Regions from separate parts of the Mus musculus genome. Here regions 1 and 3 are each linked to region 2. Evidence: chromatin loops called from intact Hi-C (ENCODE). Cell type or tissue: left cerebral cortex. All regions are shown on one strand.

Evidence for each region. Hi-C counts contacts between places; a loop is a spot of excess contacts. Peaks named below come from ENCODE experiments on the same cell type or tissue, not always from the same donor. Only the 100,000 strongest peaks of a DNase experiment are listed, where the experiment ranks them.
Region 1: a loop joins it to region 2, with 4 times the contacts of the local background. A loop is called at or near these places in 18 of 42 quality-filtered maps.
Region 3: a loop joins it to region 2, with 4 times the contacts of the local background. A loop is called at or near these places in 18 of 42 quality-filtered maps.

Annotation. Positions count from the first base shown.
Region 1 is chr14:24,375,940-24,378,439 of GRCm38, forward strand. No RefSeq gene overlaps it. Among named protein-coding and RNA genes, the nearest start is that of Gm41108, 13 kb to the right of the region's middle. In left cerebral cortex, no CTCF peak of the experiment used is centred here; no DNase peak of the experiment used is centred here.
Region 2 is chr14:24,444,837-24,447,336 of GRCm38, forward strand. Gm47814 (a long non-coding RNA gene) reads right to left here and starts at 1,454. Exons shown (of 2, transcript XR_003951210.1): 1 at 1-1,454. In left cerebral cortex, a CTCF peak has its summit at 1,143; no DNase peak of the experiment used is centred here.
Region 3 is chr14:24,386,131-24,388,630 of GRCm38, forward strand. No RefSeq gene overlaps it. Among named protein-coding and RNA genes, the nearest start is that of Gm41108, 2.6 kb to the right of the region's middle. In left cerebral cortex, no CTCF peak of the experiment used is centred here; no DNase peak of the experiment used is centred here.

The sequences.
Region 1 (2,500 bases), 69 kb before region 2:
CTCACTCCTCGTTCTGGAGAACTAGGCATGCTGGGCATTTGGCCTTGAGATTGTCCAGATACACTTCATCAGTGAGACCCAGTACACAGAGGGTAGCAATGAAATGAGCATCCTCAGGAACAGATAATGCTGTTCTCTGACCAGATGACCTATAAAGTATGAGAGGTTAGTTCTAGGTTGTCAGGGATCGTGACATCCACTGTATGGCTAAAAGAGCCAGCGAGCATCTGTATCATGTAAAATACAGTGGTGTGAGGACAGACCTGGACAGGAAGTAAGGTATCACCAACAAATGGCCTTCAGTGTGAGGAAGGGGCCAGGTTTTCTGGTAAATTCCCAGGGGCAGAATTTCAACACAGGTAGTTTTTGGAAGAGAAGTGTTTGAGCATGGCTTTTTCCATGTCCTGAGTCTTACTCTTCAGCAAGACTGGCCATTACCAAAGCTAGGCTGTCCATGGTGACTTGGTTTTTTGTTTTTGCTTTTTTTTTTTTTCCTAAAGCATGCCTTGTGTGGATTATTTAGCTGTTTCCAGAGAGTAGGGCTGGGGATGTTGCCCAGTCATAGATTGCCTGCCCTGCATGCACTGGCCTTGTGCTTGAACTCCATCAACACACACACACACATACACACACACACATACAGAGAGAGAGAGAGACAGAGAGAGAGAGACAGAGATGGAGACAGAGAGATACAGAGAGACACAGACACACACTCAGGGAAAGGGAGACAGCAAAAGAGAGAGAGAGAGAGAGACAGAGACAGAAAGACATAGACAGAGACTGGTGGAGAGGCAGAGAGATACAGAGAGATAGACGGGGTGGGGGATAGAGATGCCTTGCCTTGCTCTCAGGAGTGTAGGGAAGCTGAGGAGAATGTCCGTTCGATTCCTCCTCACACTGTAGTACATCAGGTTTTCCATGACTTTTTCCTGATAAGCTTCTACTGCAACAGAAGACCTAGAGGTGTAAGTCAGAGATGTGGAACACAGTCATGATAAATATCCCTGAGTCCCTAGGTTCTGCCTGCTTTGTCTTTGAGTAGAGAGGAAGGCCTTCCTGTATACCAACTTACCCTGGCACCTGAAGTCATTGCAGGTCTAGGCATGTCCTCTCCCATTGAGGCCAGGCAAGGCAGCCCAAATAGGGGAACAGGATCCACAGGCAGGCAGCAGAGTCAGAGTGATCTCCCACTCCAGCTGTTTGTGGGTCCCACATGAAGACCAAGCTGCACATCTGCTACTTTTATGTGAGTGGCAGGGACAGGCCTAGACTCAGCCCATGCTCTTTGGTTGGTGATTCAGCCTCTGGGAGCCCCCAAGTTTCTAGGTTATTTGACTCTGTTGTTCCTTTTTTAGAGTCCCTATCCCTTCCAAGTTCCAAATTCCTTCCACCAAGTTTTTTTTTTTTTTCAATAGAAAAGGATTAGTAGATTAGGCCCTGGAGGTAGAGTGTACTTCTGTTTTGTACTATTGAGGCAGGTTCTCATGTATCCCAAGATGTCCTCAACTTGGCTTTGCAGGTTAACCTTGGTCTTAGATCATGCTGTTTCTAAGTCACAAGAGCTAGTATTACAAGTGGGGCTACAAAGGCAAGTGAGGACAGCAGTAGTCAGCCCTGGGCTTCCTATATGCCAGATAGTCACTGTCAACTCAAGTATATCTACATCTATTGTCTTTTGACAGCTCCCAAGCCCATTGCATTTCTCACTGTGTAAGTCACAGAGGCCTGGGACCAATCCTGCTTTGGTATCTTTGGGGCAGAGAGGAGACCACCACATTCAGTCTAGGGCCTTTTCTCCCGGTGGCGCCACTCTTTCAGTTTCTTCTGCCAACAGTTCATCAAAGTGTAGCCAGCACCCTGATGGCTGCCTTCTCTATCTGGGAAGATGTCTTGGAGCAATTTCAAAGGCTGAGCACATGGCTCTTATACTTGTTCCCGCTAATCCACATCCCACTTTGCAGCCAGCCCTGCAGGCTGTTCCTGGATGTGTTTTAAAGCACCTGTACATTGAGGTGGGTGATCTTCCCTCCTCCACATCCATCCTGGTGTGACTTCTCAGTACTATTGCTGATATCGACAAATAGGGGTAATTTGAGAGAGGAACGAGATATTTCTGGTCAGGGTTTGAAAATAAACACTCAGTTCCCCACTCTGGAAGAGCTAAGATGTTCCCAATTAAGCCAAGAGGAAATCTCTGGCTTTGGAAGGAGGAAGTGCTCAATGGCTTCCCCTGGTCCAGGAGATGCTCACTTGAAACTGAACTGAAGGGCACCTCAGCTTCCTGTCAGTTCAGGGAGGCATAATTAGTAGGGAGTAAAGGCCATGCCATCAGCACTGTCTTCTCTGGACATTCCATTGTATCCTGGAGAGCTCACGGCATCCCCTGTGATGTCACCAGTGTTGTGGCAACACCAACTGCTCTTAGAGACTTCAGTCAGTGACTACAGAGTCAATCTATAGACATGTTTTCTAGACTGAGGAGTCTACTTGGGAGAAAAAA
Region 2 (2,500 bases):
TTGTTCCGACATCTCTGCTCACTGGGAACTCACTCTCCAATCTCTCAATCTCTGAGTTCTGTCACTCAGACCACAGGCTCTGTTTTTTATTTGGAGGAAGATGGAGACCATTTCCCATCTCACTCCTGCCCAAGCTTCCAATATGCCTCTCCTCTGAGAAGCATTTAGGGACATAAGGTTGAACACGGGGACACATTGGAGGGGCAGACTCCTAAAATCCAAGATCTTAAAAAAGATGAGGATGACATAACAGACTCAAAACTCTCAGACCCCACAGATATTGAGACAATAACTACTTTTCAAGGATCCTTCAGTGGTGACTTTCAGGTGACACTGCAATTCATTCCTCTCAGTCATCAGCCTGTGAAGCTATGTGGTCAGCCTGTTTCCCTCTTCACCTGCTCCTTGGTGGAGACAGGTGTGGAGGCTGATGGCTATCTGCCAGCCTCTGCGGGTAGAAGACTACACGTGAACTTGCATAGTGAGAAGGAACAGAGGATGGACAGACCAGCCTGAGGCTTAATGAGAAAGAGAGCATGCACTCAAGTCAGAGACACCTCAAAGATCTTGGCCCAGGCTTGAGATGCCTCCTGGGTGGCTCTCCGCTCTCCCATCACTCTGTAGAGAGGGGACTATCAAAGCATCCAGGTGTTTCCTCTGCCTCCTACACATGCTCATGATCACCACACAGATGCCTCTCTGTGCTTATTAACAACTGCACAGGGGCACTTGGACTTCAGAGACCTCAAGCCAGGAGAAAAACTGAAACAATCTGCAAGCACTCAGGGGCTGTGGAGACGCCCAGGCCTTCTACCTCGTTCTCTAAGCAAATGAGTGGATGAGAAGTTCATGCAGGGGCCGAGCAGGAGCTACAGAGTCATCAGTTCACCCCACTGAAGCCCAACCTGCCCCCTCCCTGAGCTGCCAATAGCATCTCTCTGTCTGGGTCCACTGCCTCTCTCAGTTGTTTGGCTGTACTAGAGAAAACCTGCCACCCACAACAGCTGATTCAGAAACCTCAGAGGACACTGTCAGTGAGAGGTTGTCAGAGGAGTTCTCATTACTTAAGGTCACATAGACAGAGGCACATTTCTCTCTGAGCTACAACTATCAGGAATCTGCTGTGCCTCAATGGCCACTAGGGGCTAACTTCAGTGCTGTCTTGTCCTAAAGTGGGAAGCGTGAGTCTGTCCTTTACCCTCATGGACTCCTTTTTCCCATGATGTACACAAGTCCCTGTAAGAGGAAAAGCTGTGAGCTCACAGTAGCAGGCCTTTGGTCTTACAGATCCTGGCTTTGGACTGGACAAGCTAATGTTTTGGAATCCTTGACTTTCAGGAGTTAGGATACGCACCAAAGTCCATTTGCAACCCAGAGGCTCCAGTTCCAGTGTGACATTGTTTGAACCCACTTCAAGCCACCTCCTCCAGGAAGGTCAGCACCCCCTTCCCAGGACTCACTATGTCTTCTTCAGGACCGTTTCTTTCTTCCTGAATGACTCTCAGATGGAAGGACAGCTTCCTTCTGCCTTTCTCTGGTCTCACCATGCTCCCCATTTTTTTTTCTCCCAAGTAGACTCCTCAGTCTAGAAAACATGTCTACAGATTGACTCTGTAGTCACTGACTGAAGTCTCTAAGAGCAGTGGGTGTTGCCACAACGCTGGTGACATCACAGGGGATGCCGTGAGCTCTCCAGGATACAATGGAATGTCCAGAGAAGACAGTGCTGATGGCATGGCCTTTACTCCCTACTAAGGAGTATGTCTCCCTGAACTGACAAGAAGCTGAGGTGCCCTTCAGCTCAGTTTCAAGTGAGCATCTCCTGGACCAGGGGAAGCCATTGAGCACTTCCTCCTTCCAAAGCCAGAGATTTCCTCTTGGCTTAATTGGGAACATCTTAGCTCTTCCAGAGTGGGGAACTGAGTGTTTATTTTCAAACCCTGACCAGAAATATCTCGTTCCTCTCTCAAACTACCCCCATTTGTCAATATCAGCAATAGTCCTGAGAAGTGACACTAGGATGGATGTGGAGGAGGGAAGATCACCCACCTCATCATGTACAGGTGCTTTAAAACACATCCAGGAACAGCCTGCAGGGCTGGCTGCAAACTGGGATGTGGATTAGCGGGAACAAGTATAGGAGCCATGTGCTCAGCCTTTGAAATTGCTCCAAGACATCTTCCAAGATAGAGAAGGAAGCCATCAGAGTGCTGGCTACACTTTGATGAACTGTTGGCAGAGGAAACTGAAAGAGTGGTCCCATCGGGAGAAAAGGCCCTAGACTGAATGTGGTGGTCTCCTCTCTGCACCAAAGATACCAAAGCAGGACTGGTGACAGGCCTTTGTGACTTACACAGAGAGCAATGCAACACGATTGCGGGTGGTAAGAAGACAATAGATGTAGATATACTTGAGTTGACAGAGTGACTGCCTGGCATATATGAAGCCCAGAGCTGACTAGAGCTGTCCTTGCTGCCCTTGGCAGTCCCTCTTGTAATAC
Region 3 (2,500 bases), 59 kb before region 2:
CTTGGGATCCTGAGTAGGTAGCTTGTATTGTATGAATATTTGTGCATGCCTGTGTACCACCCATCCTCTAAGAACACTGTCTTCTAAGGAAGGGGATCGTGAAAAAATGGAGGAATTGCTGGAGGGCAGATCCAAGAAGAGGAGCTGGGGATCCAGGACAAGGATTTAACAGAAAGTCTAAAGTATCACTTTGAGGTCCTCTGGAATAGGTAGGGGCCCAGAGTAGAAGGAGAATATGGACCCCACTGTGCCCACTGTACCTAGATCTCTGTGTTTTATGGGCTTCTGCTCATCAGCAACTCTTAGAGCCACTGCCAGGAAAAGAGCAACTGTGTCAGTTTTGCTGGTCGAGCCGATATGTCCTGCGGTGGAAGAAACCATAGTTTTGCTCCTCTGTATGACTGAGCTGCTGTGACTGCCTTCTGTGCTCTCTAGTTATGTTCTGAGCAGGCTGGTTTTGTTGCCACAGAAATCTTCCTGCTTCTGCTTCCAGTTTGAAGGGATCTCAATGTGGCCAACTCCATGCTTGGCTGTAGTCATAGTTTATTCCTAACATTCCCTTTATAGCACAGAAACCACTCCACTAACAGTGCCCTCAGCCATGTTTACCCAGTTCTGTGAAGAGTTCAATGGATTATATGGTGTAAGGAATTTCCAGAATGAACCCTCGCAGATACCTCTGCTGCAGGGATGATCAGAACCCTCAAGGGAATGGTCTCTATCAGACTCCCAGAGAGAGAGAGAGCCAGGCTGTGGTTTCTCAGCTCTAGTCTGAAGGAAACACAGCTTCCTGTTTGGTGCTGAAGTCTGTGCAGGGGACATTTCTCTGTCACACAACTGGAGCAATGCTGTTCCAGCATGATGGTCTCTGTCCTAATCTCGTACATTCTTCAGTGCAGAATGCATCCTGTCCTAGCAGGTTTGAGCTAGCCTCAGGACCATGTGCAGGAGCCCAGATTGTAGGGCTTTATTCTATCTATAAAATGGTGTGCTGCATAAGTACCCAACTGTGAATTTGTTGTTTATTGCTCGCATGCTGTTGACCCGCAGAAGGTTACTTTTACAAAACGATGCTTGTGGGCTGCAGAAGAATTTCCTATTCTTATTGCTAGGTCATTAAACACACAGTGTCTAGATAAAAATGCTGACATACTGTTTAAGGGTAGAAAATGTCTAGTCTCTGCTACTGGATAAAGATTATTTGTTAGGATTATAATAATTTCAGACATCTCTGGGTCTGTGGTGCTTAGGCGTGTTTGTACTGCACTCATTGCCGTGTAACAGTTGAAAAGAATGTCCGCCCTTAGTTCTCTCTCCTACCTTGGGGTTATTTACCCTCTCCTCCACTTTTCTTGATGTTTCCCCATAACCTTGAAGAGTCAAGAAAGGAAGAGATTCCACTTTAAATCAAGGGACTTGGATTTTTATTGGCATTGGGGAATTCAGGATTACTCTCTTCTGATTTTGCTGTTCTCTTTGCTTTGGGTCTTCTGAGTGTATCTGTCATGGCTGTATTCGTCTCTTTCTTAGGTCTTCATGGGAACCTGGGTCCTGTTGGGGTTACTGGGGCCCTGAAGAAGGGCTGGCAGGAGGAGACTGCCAGGGGCTTACTGTGTGGAGGTCGTTTCCAGAAACCTGTTCTTCAGGTGAAGAACAACTTGGAAATACTGAGGGAGGAAAACCAAAAAATGAAGGAGGATTTTGCATTACTGCAGCATCACTTGGCAAAATTGTAGTCAAATGATAAGAAGCAACAGAAAGATACCAGTAACCCATAGACCCAGCACCAAAAGGCATGGAGAGGCATCTGGGTATGGTTAATGCCTTACACCATTTCCCATTGGGCTTTCTGTCTACTCTATGACCCACCTCTGCTTTCACCCATTACCTTTCTAATCCACACTCCCATCCAGCCACCCAGCACATTAATGTGATGGTTTATGTCTGTGTCTATGCACAAATATTCTGGGAAGTTAGCTTCTTCTGGGAAAATGAATTATTGGAAAGCAGATCCTTCTGTCCTGCGTGAAGTTGCAGCTAGGGAGGGAGATAGGCAAATAATGTTTCCTACCTGTACATGGCCTGCTGATGCATAGAGTGCTGAATGAGTTCTGAGTACTGTGAATCATTTACATGACAGGGGTTATTGGACATCACTGGTGGGAATCTGCTTGATGGAAGAGCCTAGTGCAACTGGGAAATAACTGCTTCTCATTGTTGTCTATTTACATGTCCTATGGCTTTCTTCCTTTCTTCCTGAAACCAAGGAGGTCTCTTCTCTTTGCCTAAGGCTTGCTTCATACTGACAGAAACCTGAGTAGCAACTCTTCAGCTCTGTTCTCTGTGAGAGTTCCTGGGGAGTTCTCCCTTCCTGAAGACTCAATTCTAGACCTGACTACATAATTATGGATTGAGGAAAGACTTTTAAGGGGATTCAGGAGTTGTTTGAGACTTGGACATTCAGGCAACAAAGTTCTCAAATCACATCTATATAGTCTAG